Linked DNA regions of Homo sapiens: region 1 is linked to region 2. The links are chromatin loops, found by intact Hi-C in ENCODE. Cell type or tissue: endothelial cell of umbilical vein. All regions are shown on one strand.

Region 1 (8,000 bases), 130 kb before region 2:
ATGATAATATTGAGCATAAAGAGGCTGTCTTTATTGAATGGGAAGCCAACCACAACAACCATCTACGCATAAACATCTGCCTAAGTACACAGTTTACAGAACAAAATCTATTCATAGTCCACACATAAACAAGATTTCTTCCTAAACAATTTTGTCAATATTTCTTGGTACTCACATCTGTAACCAACGAAATTCTCTATATGCTCAAACTGTCCTGTGAGTGTTCCCTTCACTTTCCTTATCTGAGGGAAACCTGTCTCTCCCCTGAAATTCTTTCCCTGGCAGCTCTCTCAAATGGAGCATTTTTTCCTCCCACAGTCACCTCGTCTTAAATCTGGTGATGAGGAGACGTTATTACTGATAATTACCATTTCCAAATGCTTACCTTCCTTACTCCCTAAAAAAGCCTCATTTTTGAAGCTCTTTCTATCCTAAGATTTGCCTCTGTGCATTTCCCTGGGCTATTCCTGTCATTTGTTAAAAGTTTCTTTTAGCAGAGTACTGTCACTCTATCCTATGTGATTGTCATCGTTCTTAGCAATTTCAGTATCTATGTGGACTGTTCTTCCAACATCTTGGCCTCTCAGTTCCTTGACTTCTCTACTCCAATGATCTTGCCCTCTATCCCACATTAGCTACCCACTCTCAGGCTAATATCCTAAATATTGATGTTTCCAATAACTGTACCCCTTCTATTATCTCAGGTGTAATCATCCTACTTTTTGACTAATTGTAATGCTTCCTATTTTCTAGCTCACTGTCTCTAGTACTCAAATTCCAATAATTCTTTGGCTATACTGGAATTTTCTACTTTGTCTTTGACCCTAATTCCATTCAAAATTTTTCTTTCCTGCTTTCAGCTTATATTCCTTCAACTCTGCTTATAACTTCCTATTATATATCCTCAGTCACTTGCTGCTTTGCTCTTAGACATACTCTCCTCACCAAACTCCAAACTTAGTTAGATCCAACTCTTTGCCTACTCCATGTATAACAATGCCCTAAACATTACTGGAAAAAAATACTCAACCATGCTGATCTTAATTTATATTCATTTCTTTTATTTATAGTATTTTTATTCCATCTTATTTCTTACTCTCCAATTTTGACATTCTATAATTATTTTTCTTGCTGTTGATGTTTTTTCATAAAGCCTATGATGACATAAATGAGCCCTCATGTTAACCAATATGTTTATATTAATAAAATCATACAGCACATTTTCTTTTTTGTCTGGCTTCCCCTACTTGGCATAATTATTTTAGATTCACTCATACTGTACCATGTATCAATTGTTTATTCATTTTGTTGGTGAGTAGTATTTTATTTTAACATAATTTGCTCCTCCATTCACCTGTTGATGGATATTTGGATTGTTTCCAATTTTTAAATATTTTAAATAAAGCTACTATGCACATTTATCTACAAGTTTTTTTGGGGCTCAGGCGATCCTTCTGCCTTGGCCTCCCAAAGTTCTGGGATTACAGGTGTGAGCCATGGCACCCAGCCAGATCACATCTTCTTATCACTAAGTAACTTGAAACCCATGAGTGGTAATTACTCAGTAAGATATGGATATACTGCAGTTTGTTTATCTATTCACGTATTGCAGGATATCTTGCTTCCTTCCAAGCTTTGGCAATTATGAATAAAGCTTCTGTAAATATTTATGTGCATATTTTTGTATGAATATAAGTTTTCAACTTATTTGGCTAAATACCTAGAAATGTGATTGCTGGATCTTACACTAAGACTATATTTAGTTTTGTAAGAAACCGACAAGCTGTCTTCCAAGGTGGCTGTACCATTTTGTATTCCCGCCAGCAATGAATGACAGTTTCTCTTGTGCCACATCTTCATCAGCATTTGATGTTAGCAGTGTTTGGATTTTCACCATTATAATATGCATGTAGTGGTGTTGCATCATTGTTTTACTTTGCAATTCCTTAATGACATAATATTCATCATATCTTAATAGCTTCTTTGCCATCGGTATATCTTCTTTGGCGAGGTGTCTATTCAGATTTTTTTTTGCCAATTTTTCAACTTATATAGTTTTTTAAAATTATTATTGAATTTTAGTAGTTATGTGTATGTTTTGAATACAAATCCTAATTTTTTATTGAGTTGATGCTTTATCTGTAGGGATACTGTGAGGTCTGGGGGAACATGTATCATCATTGACTAGAATTGGGCTTGCTTCTGTTATATTCCATGGAGGCAGAACAGATCCCTGATAACTTCAATTTCTTAACTAGATGTCATCTGGACATCTCTGTTGTAGTAAATTCAAATTCTATAGCTGAATGAGAGAAGATTGTAACTGCAAGTTCTTGGGAGGAACCTATTTTCCCATCCTTAGCTGGGGCTGAAACTGACAAAGGCCCCCAATGTATTAGACAGGGCCCACCGGAGAGACAGAACCAACAACAACAGCAAGAACACCACCAAATACATGTATACATATATATACACATATTTTTTTCCTTTTTTTTTTTTTTTTTTTTGAGACAAAATCTTGCTCTATCACCCAGGCCAGGCAGTGATATGATCTCGGCTCACTGCAACCTCCGCCTCCTAGGTTCAAGCGATTCTCCTGCCTCAGTCGCTCAAGTAGCTGGGATTACAGGCACCCACCACCATGCCCAGCTAAATTTTGTATTTTTAGTAGAGATGGGGTTTCACTATGGTTTCCAGACCAGTTCCAGGCTGGTCTGGAACTCCTGACCTCAGGTGATCCACCTGCCTTGGCCTCCCAAAGTGCTGGGATTACAGGCGTGAGCCACCGCGCCTGGCCTAAGTCTGATTTCTCTTATACTTTCACAGTCCTTACATAGTGTAGGCATTCAATAAAGGTTGTTTGAATTTTAAAAAGTCTAATATTGAATGACGAAATAAACGAATGATGAGGCTGACCCTTAATATAGCTAAGCCAAATAGATCTTTATAATAAAGTTTACTTTTAAGTTAAAAGCTTGCATTTTCACTAGTAATTGAAAATACAGCCTTCAAATACAGCTGGGCATTTCTATTTGGGGAATAGCTTGAGAAGCTCAGGAACAATGTTATATATTAATTCTCTGGGAATGCTTGGTATACAACCACCATACAGGTGTTTCCTGTTGAGACTCCAAGTTCCCATGCAAGAACTTAGAGGACAGCTGAGAACAAAACTTAGCCTGCTTAATTATATCTGCCCAGTGTGCTGCATAAAAAAGTCATTGACCAAAAATAACATGTTTAAGTAATGTTCAAGTTGAGATACAGACCAGCAGCAGTCAGGAAATTCAAAATTAAATCTGATCTCCACCCTTCACTTGCCTCATTGTGCCCAGGCAGCACCAAGGTCAGAAATTAATTGGAGAAACTGGAAAACACACAGCCTGCAATATTTCAGCACAGTAAGGTCAAGGGGAAAATTTAGTTAAAACCTTATTACAGTAGTTTACAGAAACATATTACTGTGAATGTGAAATTAGAGTCTTGGCTTGATGGATGTGTCACCTACCAGGGTAATTTGTTGGGAATAATTTGAAAATGTAAGTGAACATAATTAAGCTTCTGTTTTATGGTAGTCTGGTCATTTGTCTCCAGGTGCACTTGTCTCTGTAGATTTGACACTGCAGATGCCTAGAATATAATGAGACATGTTTCATTCACTCAGTTTTAAGTTAGTATTTGGGCATCTGTGGATTAAAAGAGGACCTTAGAGTTGACCATAAAGTTGCAGTTAACATTTTCACGCATAATTTTTTTTCTGTAGAATCCTAAGTATAAGATAAAATCTCAAGGGTAATATTACCTTGAAAACCAGTGGAATACTACAATACTACAGTGAAGCCCTTAGTCAGTCTTCCCTAAAATGAAGGAAGCCACACCCACCTGGAATTATAAATGACTACCTGATTATTCAGTATGTGGAGAAAAGTATTCTCTGAATTTTAGACCATCCTATAGGTATATTAATACTTTTCTTTTAGAAGTCTTTGTAATTCTGGCCAAATTTATCAATGTCTTCCTATTTATTTGAGACACTGCTGCTTAGTGTTAATTGCACTATTTTTTTTAAATACAGAAAACAACATATCTCTTCTTTAAGAAGCTTAAGGAAAAGAGTAAAAGGGAAACAGCTGTAGAAAATCAGAGAGTATCAGAATTTGATTTCTTTCATACAATGCTTAATCATCTATGATATATTAATTGAAGATTGTTATTTGATTTATACTAGAGACTCCAATTATGCCTACAAAGGTTGAAAGTGAAGATAAATATATGGTTAACTCAGAATAGCTGTTTCCTAAATCATCGTTATTTTTCTTTTCATTATAAAATTTAAACTAGAATAAATTATTTTGAGTTCAAATCACCTTTGTTTTTAATTATTCAAAATAAACATTTTCCCAAAAATAGATTTATATAACTTTTTTAAAGGCATATTAATTGATATTCATATTTGTAATGTGTCTTTCAAAGTGAGATTGAACATTTCTAGTACCTTGTGCTCCAATTAACAACTCTTCATGGATGTTGCAACTGCCTATATTACTTGGTATGGAAAAGATAAAATTAACCAGAAAAAAGTACCATAAATTAAATATTCCTTTAAAAGTCAGATTAAGAAAATATATTTCATTGCTCTACAATATTTTTTAAAATACAGATAAATCTAAACTTGTTTCAGAATTAGATCTGTTGTTTAATTTCTATATCACATGTATGAGTTTGACTTCCAGGGTTGCTGTGTTTATTCTTTTCTCAAGAGATCTGGGAGAAGGGCTCATTATGAGGTTGTGCCATGTTGCTAGGCAGACGGGTTCAGCATTCAGATATTCTAGCTGTTCTAGCGACTTTTCAGTTCTCTGACTTTCTCATTAAATTTTTGTCTACTCTCTTCTATACTTCTAAATAGCAGACACACACATAATGATAAATGTGTTATGGGAATGACTAGTTCCCTCACTACCAGGGAGTTACATAAGAACAATTCTGTATTCACCATTTTCAGGCACAAAAGAAGAATAAAAGCCTACCCCAATGTGACCTGCTGCACAAAATACCTTTTGTTATCAACTTAAGTGCTCTTCTGAATCCTCAAACCACCCACTGACAGATTTTCTTTTTCCCACATACATAATTTATAAGTCATCTAATTAATTTTTCATAAGTTAAACAACTGTTAATATTAGTTCCTGGACTTCACGAATGGCAAAAATTAATTTTTTCCCTAAATGCATTTGCAGCGTCTTCTACACTTTCTCCAATGCTATACAGAGCGTTGAATATTTGGAACTTTAAGTTGAGGAGTGGTTTTAGAATTCAGTCTCTGGGCAGACAAAAGCTTCCACACTGTGAGCAAGTCTTAGCGGAAGATTGCTTAAGGGAAAATCCTATACCACATGATATATCACTGACCTTTCTCCTCTGTCCTTGTTACACAGAGAACTGAACCCCTTCTCTGTCTCCATTTATGGAGTATTTGACAATGACTGATAGTTTTGTGTTTTCCATAGCTGCCATTGCATTAAAATGCAGTTGCTGTTACACGAAGTCTCGGAGGGCCACAGAGTAAATCTGAAGGGAGCAGGGAAAAAATAGCACAAAACCTTCATGTGTCAGAATACATCAAAACCCACCATCTCAAATTATGAGTAACTCCTAAGTTTCTGGTACATAGCAGGAATGAGGAACAAGCATTGACTGTAGAAAATAGAACTATTTGAAATACAAACTTGGGATGGTCTCCTGGCTCCTGGGTTGAAGGGGAGAGATTAGATGTTAGACCACATTGAGAGGCTTTGATGGCTTTTTGCTTCTCATTTGGGTCTGAGATAGGACTAAAATCCTCAATTTGAGATCACACGAGGGGCTAGTAACCTGACCTCAAAAGTTAAGTAGAAACCCACTCAAAAAGTGATTAGAAAGTAAAAGAAGCCCTCACCTCCTGCCTCTCCTCTCTAAAGTCACTAAATCCAATGGACACCCTTATGTGTCTCTTGAATCTGCTTCTTTCACACCCATGGCCACTACCCTAGTTTGGCCACCATAATCTCTTCCCTGGATTCGTTCCAACACTGGTAACCTGACAGCCCATCTCTTCTTTCCCGACTCTGTTACACAAGTAAACATCCTGCAGCACAATACTGTGTCTCTATCCTGCTTAAAACCCTTTATTAGCTTTCCAGTGCTCCTAAGATGAAGCTCAAAGCTCTTCAAATGACTTATAAGGCTGTGTGAACTAACATCCTGTTCACACCTTGTTCCAGCGGTGAGAAGGTCTACACAAACCTACCTCCAACAGCCTAGGATGCTGAGACACTGAAGAAAAGGGCTGACAGATACAGTTTCTTAGAAAGAAATATTTAATAGGGACATGTGAACAGAAGCCATGTCTGCATCTCAGTTGACCATGAGACAAGATGGTGGATCCTCTCACTGTTACCTCATATGCTCAGGGCTTATAAACCATAGGGAAGGAATGTGTAGGACAATTGAACTGGACCCCTCAATGAAAGGCAAGAATGCTATGTGAATCTGCCAAAGGTCAGGATGTATGGTCAAGGTTGTTTTGACCTCAGGGCAGAATTTACAGTGACAGTAGATGAAGTAGAAATCTGAGAGGCATTCTCAGAATCAAGGTTAATCAGAAGTCAACATGGCAGATTTGCATCCAAGATGGAATTGCTTTAGTCTTCATGCATTGTAGCTTGGATGTTCCACGTTGAAACATCCTAGAAAACTCCTTCCTTGACTCTGCACGTGGCCACCTTTTCATCAGCACCTGGGCTTTAATACAAACGTAGTTTCTGACCTCTCAGTCTGGGTTACTTGCTTCTTCCATTACATGCTTCCTTATCATTGTTTTTGCTCTCTATAGTGGGCTACATCATACTGCATTATAATTGCTACTTTAGTTGTTACTTGCCTGTTTTACCCTCTACATCACAAAGAATTTAGTTTTCAAACCATGTGAAAGCAATACCTCCCCTTCCAGACAAGGCTATAATGAATCAGGACATAAAACTCAAAGGCAAATTAAGTAACAGTAAAACATTGTTATTATCGGCTTTTATCCATTGACATTCTTATATAAGAAAATATATTTGAATTTATCAGACTATCCCACTTCAATTTTTCTGATTCTTAAACTTCTTTCACATTAATATGTAGTCTTATGAGTTCTCTGAAAAGTTTCTTATATCATTTCATATTTCTGAGTGGTATATGGTAAAGAAGTGGCCTTTAGTAAAGAAAACACAAACTATTTTGTTTTATATTCATTCATTAATAAAGATTAATTACAGGGCTTATTTTATAACTTTTGGACCTTTCAATACAGTTAAAGAAAATTCTTGACTTTTTCCATTTAAGCAATGCATGCTTATTGATTTTTTAAAAATTAATTAAGAAGGAAGCATTACTTGTTCACTACAAATTTTTGTTGAATTTTTTATTATATTATTTTTGTTTGGGGGACCAAATATTTATTAAAGAAGATTGAAATTTATGTGTTATGACATCAACAACAGATAAATTATGGAAGCAGAAATTCTTTACTAGAGCTAAAATAATTATCTGGTTATGTTTTTTAATGATAAAAGAATACATACAAGCAATGGTCTACACACTGCAACTAAAGATCTGCTTCATTTTTTCAAAATAAAAAGCAAAACTGAATATGACTTTCATTACACTTTCTGTTTATAACACGGGTTTAATATACTAGTGACATCTTGATGCCTGATAAGAGGATTTTAATCAGATGTATGAAATGTCCAGATTATAAAGATTATAAGCAATTGTTCAGAATGATTACATTTTATACTTTACACACACACACACACACACACACACGCACATCTCTTAGTTTAACACAATCAAATTTACTTGACCCTTTGTTATTGTCCAATGTATGTGTTCCTGGTCAGCCTACCATCTTCCATGGGGTTATTTTGGAACTCAGGCTAGAGCCTAAGAATCCTCTGCCTATGGCTAGCAGATGA
Region 2 (8,000 bases):
TGATACTCGTTTCCAGAAGATAGATCCTGAGTGTAAAAGGCTCTTCCCAACAGAATGAGTTAAGAGACATTAATGCAAAGGGGGCTGGCTTAACTATTCCCAATGATTATTTTCTATTGAATATATAAGGAGACTAAATAAAACTTTATGAACTGTATATATCATGATAAGTAAAAGAATCAAGGACATAATGTGAAATTGAAAATGAAATTGCTATTTCCTTGTTTCCTATTAGTAAAAAGAAAAAAAAAGTGCTGCCTAGGTTACATAATTTCCTCTCCAACACAGATATATCTAAAGCAATATGAAAAAGATAACAGAGAAGAAAAAGAATAAGAGATACGACATAAGTCAAAAGCAGATTTTGTCTTTTTGCGAGGTTAGATTTATATGTTACTGAGCTAAATGGTTAACCTAGACCTTTTCGTATCTGTTGTTCCCATTAAACAAACTTGCTAAAAAATGAGAACTTCATCTAAACACTAAGTTATCTTTACATATTTAGGTGTTATATTTCACACAAAAAATACTCTAAGGATAAGTTTCTTATGTGAAGACAAAGCATTGAATTACCAAATATTTCAAATTTTGCCTAACTACTTAAGTTTTTGTGCATGCTTATAACACATTGTCTTAGAGAACTGAAATATTTTTGGGAAAATTTGTTTTATTTAACATGACTATTTATTTGTTCAGTAAGTGTGGCCTGAAAGATTCTGTATGATATATACAAACTGGATCTAATTTAGAAGATAATCATTCCCTGATGAATTTTTTTAAGTTTAACATTTGTTATATAAGATTTTCTTACAGAGGAGTATTAATCGTAAAAATTCTCTCATCCCTATAGTTTTACAAGACAGCAAAAGATTGGTGGCTATTCAGTTTCTATTTCTGCTTGCCATTGGCCATCACTGCATTTTTTTATACACTAATGACCTGTGAAATGTTGAGAAAGAAAAGTGGCATGCAGATTGCTTTAAATGATCACCTAAAGCAGGTAAGAAAATACAAATATTTGATAACTCGTGGTTGAATTTATAATTATGAATATGAAAATTATGATGATGATGATGATAAACTAACATTATTATATACCAGAGCATATTTCCTTTTTCTTGTTTCTGGTAGTTTTAAATAGATAAAGAATATTTTTATATTATTTATTTGGAGATATTCTATATAATCTAAAAGGATCTAGGGAGAATCAGAACTTTTTAAAGATGAATCTCTAGTCACTTCGGTTCCACTTCACATTAACTATTCCATATAAAGCTCAGTGTCCTGAGTTTTTACATATGCCACTGACTTTTTGTAGACAATATTAAATGTCGTTTTAGAAGATAGAATGCTATGAGTAAAATGAGCCATCTTTTAAGGGTCAAACTATGGATTTATTTCAGAGACGGGAAGTGGCCAAAACCGTCTTTTGCCTGGTCCTTGTCTTTGCCCTCTGCTGGCTTCCCCTTCACCTCAGCAGGATTCTGAAGCTCACTCTTTATAATCAGAATGATCCCAATAGATGTGAACTTTTGAGGTAAGAAAGGCAAACTAGAAATGGTTTTGTAAATAAATGCCACTCAGAAGTGTTTCCATCGATCTTTTTTATAGGCAGAAAGACAGACTACCATTTTTCTAACCCTTAGGAAGTCATGGAGACTCCCAATTTTTATCTGAGGTCCTGTTGAGAGGGACAGGGAAGGGGGGGTATGAAGAACACTGGGTACAGAGAGTCAGAGTTGTCAAGATGATGAGTGAGTGCCAAGGCGGAAAATGTCAGGTCCGATTCTCCAACGCGTTTTCTAAATTTCTTCTTTTCAGCCAGCTTCAGTACTTCCAAATGAGATTTTATTTTAAAAGAGAAGAATTGGGCCTGGGAAGGGGAAATGGAGGAAAGTCAGTAGAAATGCTAGAGTTAGAGGGGGACACAGACAGAGACAGGCAGAGAATCATTGTTAGCAAAGACGAGTGATAAATTTAGAACCATTGTATATTGGCATTTTTTTTCCTTACAAAAGCACAGAAGCTACAATGACTACATGTTCAGAATAGCATATTTTTCAGACACATTTTGGGTTATTTTGTTGCAGCTTTCTGTTGGTATTGGACTATATTGGTATCAACATGGCTTCACTGAATTCCTGCATTAACCCAATTGCTCTGTATTTGGTGAGCAAAAGATTCAAAAACTGCTTTAAGGTAAGAGACTATCCCAAAATAAAAAGCTCTTTGTAATATGGCTCAAATATAAGCTTTCAAAACTGCTAATATATCTATCCAGACAGATTTAGTAAATTATCTTATAGTTTCCCTTTTATTACATCATGGATGATTTTTTTAAATACAACTTTTGCTTGTAAATCACTATAATTGTTTTTTCCTATAAATCCTAGTCAGCCACTCCCTACTGCCTCAGCCAATCAGTTACACTCATGGAATTGTTGACCAAAAAGTAATAAAAATTACATGCATTGATGTCTGATAGGCATCACATAATAAAATAAGGGCTAAACATGAATTAAAGGCCCTGTTCCCTGTTTTTGGTAGATTCTGAACTTCGCAGCTGCAATTATTATTATAACTAAATTAGTTCCTTTTTCACATGGACTGTGAGAATAGCAAGGTAAACAAAAAAAAAATAGTTTAGGTTTTACCTCTTTCTTCCTTTTTTGTATAACAGTGATGTGCTGTTCAATGTGAAATACATATAATTCCTTCTTCAGCTGCTTGCATTTTATCATCCTTCTATTCATTCACTCCTTCAACAATCTAACATGAAATAAAATATCCCCTCCCCTAATGTGAAAATCATCCATTTGTCCATGGTATTTCACTACTGGAAAGCTAAGAACGTAGCTCCCGCGTAAACACTAAGGCAGCCTATAACATTCTTCGCCCACTCATAACTCAAATTTTAGAGTTGGAAGAGAACTTCCATCAGGATCAACACCCTCATTTTATAAGACATAAAACAGTGGACTTCTCATTTTCTTTTACAAATAGAATGAACAGAAGACAAGCAGAATGAAAAAATTTTTATATTTAAAAAAACTTCAAGAAAAAAATTGAAGAAAACTGAGATGCTTTTGTACTATATAACCTTATTGTTTACCAATATTGAAAAGAGATATGAGAATACATGGCTGAAAAAATAGGAAAGCAGTATTAAATTCATTGACATGAGAAGATATTTATGTCACTGTCAAGTGAGAAAAAGCAGGTTAAATCTTCTCAGCAAAGTGGCTTAGAATAACTTGGGATGAGGTGTTTGTGAAAGTATCTACAAGGTTATGGAGTATACATACAGTACAGTCTCAGTAAAATAATTATACTCACATTCTCCAGCACATGCACATATACATGTGTATAATTTATTTATTTCATGTATGTGCAAATATTTCTGTTTTCATGGGGAAAAGTCTTGAATTATATGTTTATCAAATATTATCAAATAACCAAGAGTAAATATCAATTAAAAGTGGCTTTCTCTTGTTGAGAAATTTTAACTATGTAGGTTTTTTTCTTCTCTGCATTTTTTTAGTTAAAAAATTATCATATGCTACTACTGTGATTATATTCTTTTAAGAGGGAAAATAAAAGAGCACTGAAAGAAAGGGCCCAAGAACTCCTAATCATACAAAGAAAGTCAGAACCCTGGAGAGGAGGAAGAGTTGGGAAAGGTGACTGATGTTAACATATAATGAGTTACTTTGTTTTGTACAGTCATGCTTATGCTGCTGGTGCCAGTCATTTGAAGAAAAACAGTCCTTGGAGGAAAAGCAGTCGTGCTTAAAGTTCAAAGCTAATGATCACGGATATGACAACTTCCGTTCCAGTAATAAATACAGCTCATCTTGAAAGAAGAACTATTCACTGTATTTCATTTTCTTTATATTGGACCGAAGTCATTAAAACAAAATGAAACATTTGCCAAAACAAAACAAAAAACTATGTATTTGCACAGCACACTATTAAAATATTAAGTGTAATTATTTTAACACTCACAGCTACATATGACATTTTATGAGCTGTTTACGGCATGGAAAGAAAATCAGTGGGAATTAAGAAAGCCTCGTCGTGAAAGCACTTAATTTTTTACAGTTAGCACTTCAACATAGCTCTTAACAACTTCCAGGATATTCACACAACACTTAGGCTTAAAAATGAGCTCACTCAGAATTTCTATTCTTTCTAAAAAGAGATTTATTTTTAAATCAATGGGACTCTGATATAAAGGAAGAATAAGTCACTGTAAAACAGAACTTTTAAATGAAGCTTAAATTACTCAATTTAAAATTTTAAAATCCTTTAAAACAACTTTTCAATTAATATTATCACACTATTATCAGATTGTAATTAGATGCAAATGAGAGAGCAGTTTAGTTGTTGCATTTTTCGGACACTGGAAACATTTAAATGATCAGGAGGGAGTAACAGAAAGAGCAAGGCTGTTTTTGAAAATCATTACACTTTCACTAGAAGCCCAAACCTCAGCATTCTGCAATATGTAACCAACATGTCACAAACAAGCAGCATGTAACAGACTGGCACATGTGCCAGCTGAATTTAAAATATAATACTTTTAAAAAGAAAATTATTACATCCTTTACATTCAGTTAAGATCAAACCTCACAAAGAGAAATAGAATGTTTGAAAGGCTATCCCAAAAGACTTTTTTGAATCTGTCATTCACATACCCTGTGAAGACAATACTATCTACAATTTTTTCAGGATTATTAAAATCTTCTTCTTTCACTATCGTAGCTTAAACTCTGTTTGGTTTTGTCATCTGTAAATACTTACCTACATACACTGCATGTAGATGATTAAATGAGGGCAGGCCCTGTGCTCATAGCTTTACGATGGAGAGATGCCAGTGACCTCATAATAAAGACTGTGAACTGCCTGGTGCAGTGTCCACATGACAAAGGGGCAGGTAGCACCCTCTCTCACCCATGCTGTGGTTAAAATGGTTTCTAGCATATGTATAATGCTATAGTTAAAATACTATTTTTCAAAATCATACAGATTAGTACATTTAACAGCTACCTGTAAAGCTTATTACTAATTTTTGTATTATTTTTGTAAATAGCCAATAGAAAAGTTTGCTTGACATGGTGCTTTTCTTTCATCTAGAGGCAAAACTGCTTTTTGAGACCGTAAGAACCTCTTAGCTTTGTGCGTTCCTGCCTAATTTTTATATCTTCTAAGCAAAGTGCCTTAGGATAGCTTGGGATGAGATGTGTGTGAAAGTATGTACAAGAGAAAACGGAAGAGAGAGGAAATGAGGTGGGGTTGGAGGAAACCCATGGGGACAGATTCCCATTCTTAGCCTAACGTTCGTCATTGCCTCGTCACATCAATGCAAAAGGTCCTGATTTTGTTCCAGCAAAACACAGTGCAATGTTCTCAGAGTGACTTTCGAAATAAATTGGGCCCAAGAGCTTTAACTCGGTCTTAAAATATGCCCAAATTTTTACTTTGTTTTTCTTTTAATAGGCTGGGCCACATGTTGGAAATAAGCTAGTAATGTTGTTTTCTGTCAATATTGAATGTGATGGTACAGTAAACCAAAACCCAACAATGTGGCCAGAAAGAAAGAGCAATAATAATTAATTCACACACCATATGGATTCTATTTATAAATCACCCACAAACTTGTTCTTTAATTTCATCCCAATCACTTTTTCAGAGGCCTGTTATCATAGAAGTCATTTTAGACTCTCAATTTTAAATTAATTTTGAATCACTAATATTTTCACAGTTTATTAATATATTTAATTTCTATTTAAATTTTAGATTATTTTTATTACCATGTACTGAATTTTTACATCCTGATACCTTTTCCTTCTCCATGTCAGTATCATGTTCTCTAATTATCTTGCCAAATTTTGAAACTACACACAAAAAGCATACTTGCATTATTTATAATAAAATTGCATTCAGTGGCTTTTTAAAAAAATGTTTGATTCAAAACTTTAACATACTGATAAGTAAGAAACAATTATAATTTCTTTACATACTCAAAACCAAGATAGAAAAAGGTGCTATCGTTCAACTTCAAAACATGTTTCCTAGTATTAAGGACTTTAATATAGCAACAGACAAAATTATTGTTAACATGGATGTTACAGCTCAAAAGATTTATAAAAGATTTTAACCTATTTTCTCCCTTATTATCCACTGCTAATGTGGATGTATGTTCAAACACCTTTTAGTATTGATAGCTTACATATGGCCAAAGGAATACAGTTTATAGCAAAACATGGGTATGCTGTAGCTAACTTTATAAAAGTGTAATATAACAATGTAAAAAATTATATATCTGGGAGGATTTTTTGGTTGCCTAAAGTGGCTATAGTTACTGATTTTTTATTATGTAAGCAAAACCAATAAAAATTTAAGTTTTTTTAACAACTACCTTATTTTTCACTGTACAGACACTAATTCATTAAATACTAATTGATTGTTTAAAAGAAATATAAATGTGACAAGTGGACATTATTTATGTTAAATATACAATTATCAAGCAAGTATGAAGTTATTCAATTAAAATGCCACATTTCTGGTCTCTGGGCTGGACTGTGTGTTTCATTGTTGTGAAGAAACAGATATACAGACATGCAACTTCCCAAGGTTGATTTTCCGGGTAATAGTTTCCAATGGCCTCTTTGGTCTTCCTTTCTTTGGTTCCCTGCCTTTGGAGCACTTCATTGTTTCATCATTATTGTACCTTAGCAAAGGTGAAAGTTTGAAATGAGGTTTAGGGATTGCTCATTGCATTTCACAAGCTTTTTTTGAGTGTTTTCTATGTGAAAGATGAGATGAAATTCACAAAATGCAAGGTCCCTACTTGATAAGAGACAGTGATGATAAACTTTAATATGAGGCAAAATGAAATGAGCACTAAATAACTGCATACTGATTGCTGCAGAAGTTCACCTGTCTGTGTCTCTCAGCATGTAATCCCTTTCTTCACCCAACAAAAATAATCCAGAATTAGCAATTGCTTTTTTCCCAGACAGTAAGGTCAAACCCAGCCGAGTATTCCAGAGGTTGCTATCATTTACCCCTGACCTTTCCTGGATTTCAGCTGCCTAATTTTAGCTGGCACTTCAAAATACAAGTGTTCTGAATCCCAAGGGCCATATGAGAAGTACAGAAAAGGATAACATAGGAAATACTCTCGTAGAGCAGTTGCCAAAAAGAGCCTTTGTTTTCTTGAACAGTTAGTTGTTAAGCAATAATAATAATAATGCCATCACAATTTATTATAGTAAAAGTATGCAGAAAAAATATAATTTACATAAGCCGAAGAAAACCAAGAGATGTGCAGCTCAAAGATGTAGAGGTCCAGAAATTCAAAAATTGTACAGGCCAAGCTTATAGAAAGCAGTGACTCTGGCATGACTGACTGACTAGCAAACATTATTAGTCAGCCTTTGAAATGACACACATTTAAAAATCAAAAGATTGAATAAGTATAATCAAATTTAGAAGTCCTGTTGAACACTTCCCGGATTCAAGACTCACTTGAGCAGAGGGAATAACCCTATCATGTTAGAAAGGAAGTATGTATGATCAGAAAAACAACGAAAGTCCAAAAAGTGTGATATCCTTGATTGTGTCTGCAATTTAGTTGACCTCAAACAAGTCAGTTAACATATCAGAGCTTCAGTTTAATTATCTATAAAATATAAATATTAATATATTTACTAATTCTTACATCCAATCAATACATGTTAGTATATGTACTATATAAAATACCACCAATGTATAAGTATACAAAAATGCAAAAGGCATAGCTACTGCCCTCTGGAAACTCACAATCTAATAGAGAACACAGACACATAAACAAATAAAGGCAGTTAATACATTTTAGGTACCCAAATATAGATATGTGCATAGTAAGAATCCCGGAGTTTAGGAGAACTCATCCAAGAAGATGGTACTCAAGTTGAGCCTTAAAGGAAGTTTGCTAAGCTAAGAAGGGTTTAATG

Evidence for each region. Peaks named below come from ENCODE experiments on the same cell type or tissue, not always from the same donor. Only the 100,000 strongest peaks of a DNase experiment are listed, where the experiment ranks them.
Region 1: it touches region 2 in a loop (6-fold over the local background); 2 of 110 quality-filtered maps call a loop at or near these places.

Annotation. Positions count from the first base shown.
Region 1 is chr13:78,027,493-78,035,492 of GRCh38, reverse strand. It overlaps LINC00446 (long intergenic non-protein coding RNA 446), which reads right to left. Exons shown (of 6, transcript NR_047028.1): 3 at 5,413-5,571; 4 at 3,509-3,630. Among named protein-coding and RNA genes, the nearest start is that of LINC00446, 19 kb to the right of the region's middle. In endothelial cell of umbilical vein, no CTCF peak of the experiment used is centred here; DNase peaks (open chromatin) are centred at 1,612 and 3,182; H3K27ac peaks cover 1,436 bases.
Region 2 is chr13:77,894,058-77,902,057 of GRCh38, reverse strand. It overlaps EDNRB (endothelin receptor type B), which reads left to right. Exons shown (of 7, transcript NM_001122659.3): 4 at 851-1,000; 5 at 1,404-1,537; 6 at 2,091-2,199; 7 at 3,724-6,571. The coding sequence ends at 3,858. The region is part of intron 6 of EDNRB-AS1 (EDNRB antisense RNA 1); the gene reads right to left. Among named protein-coding and RNA genes, the nearest start is that of EDNRB, 21 kb to the left of the region's middle. In endothelial cell of umbilical vein, no CTCF peak of the experiment used is centred here; a DNase peak (open chromatin) is centred at 3,787; H3K27ac peaks cover 2,716 bases.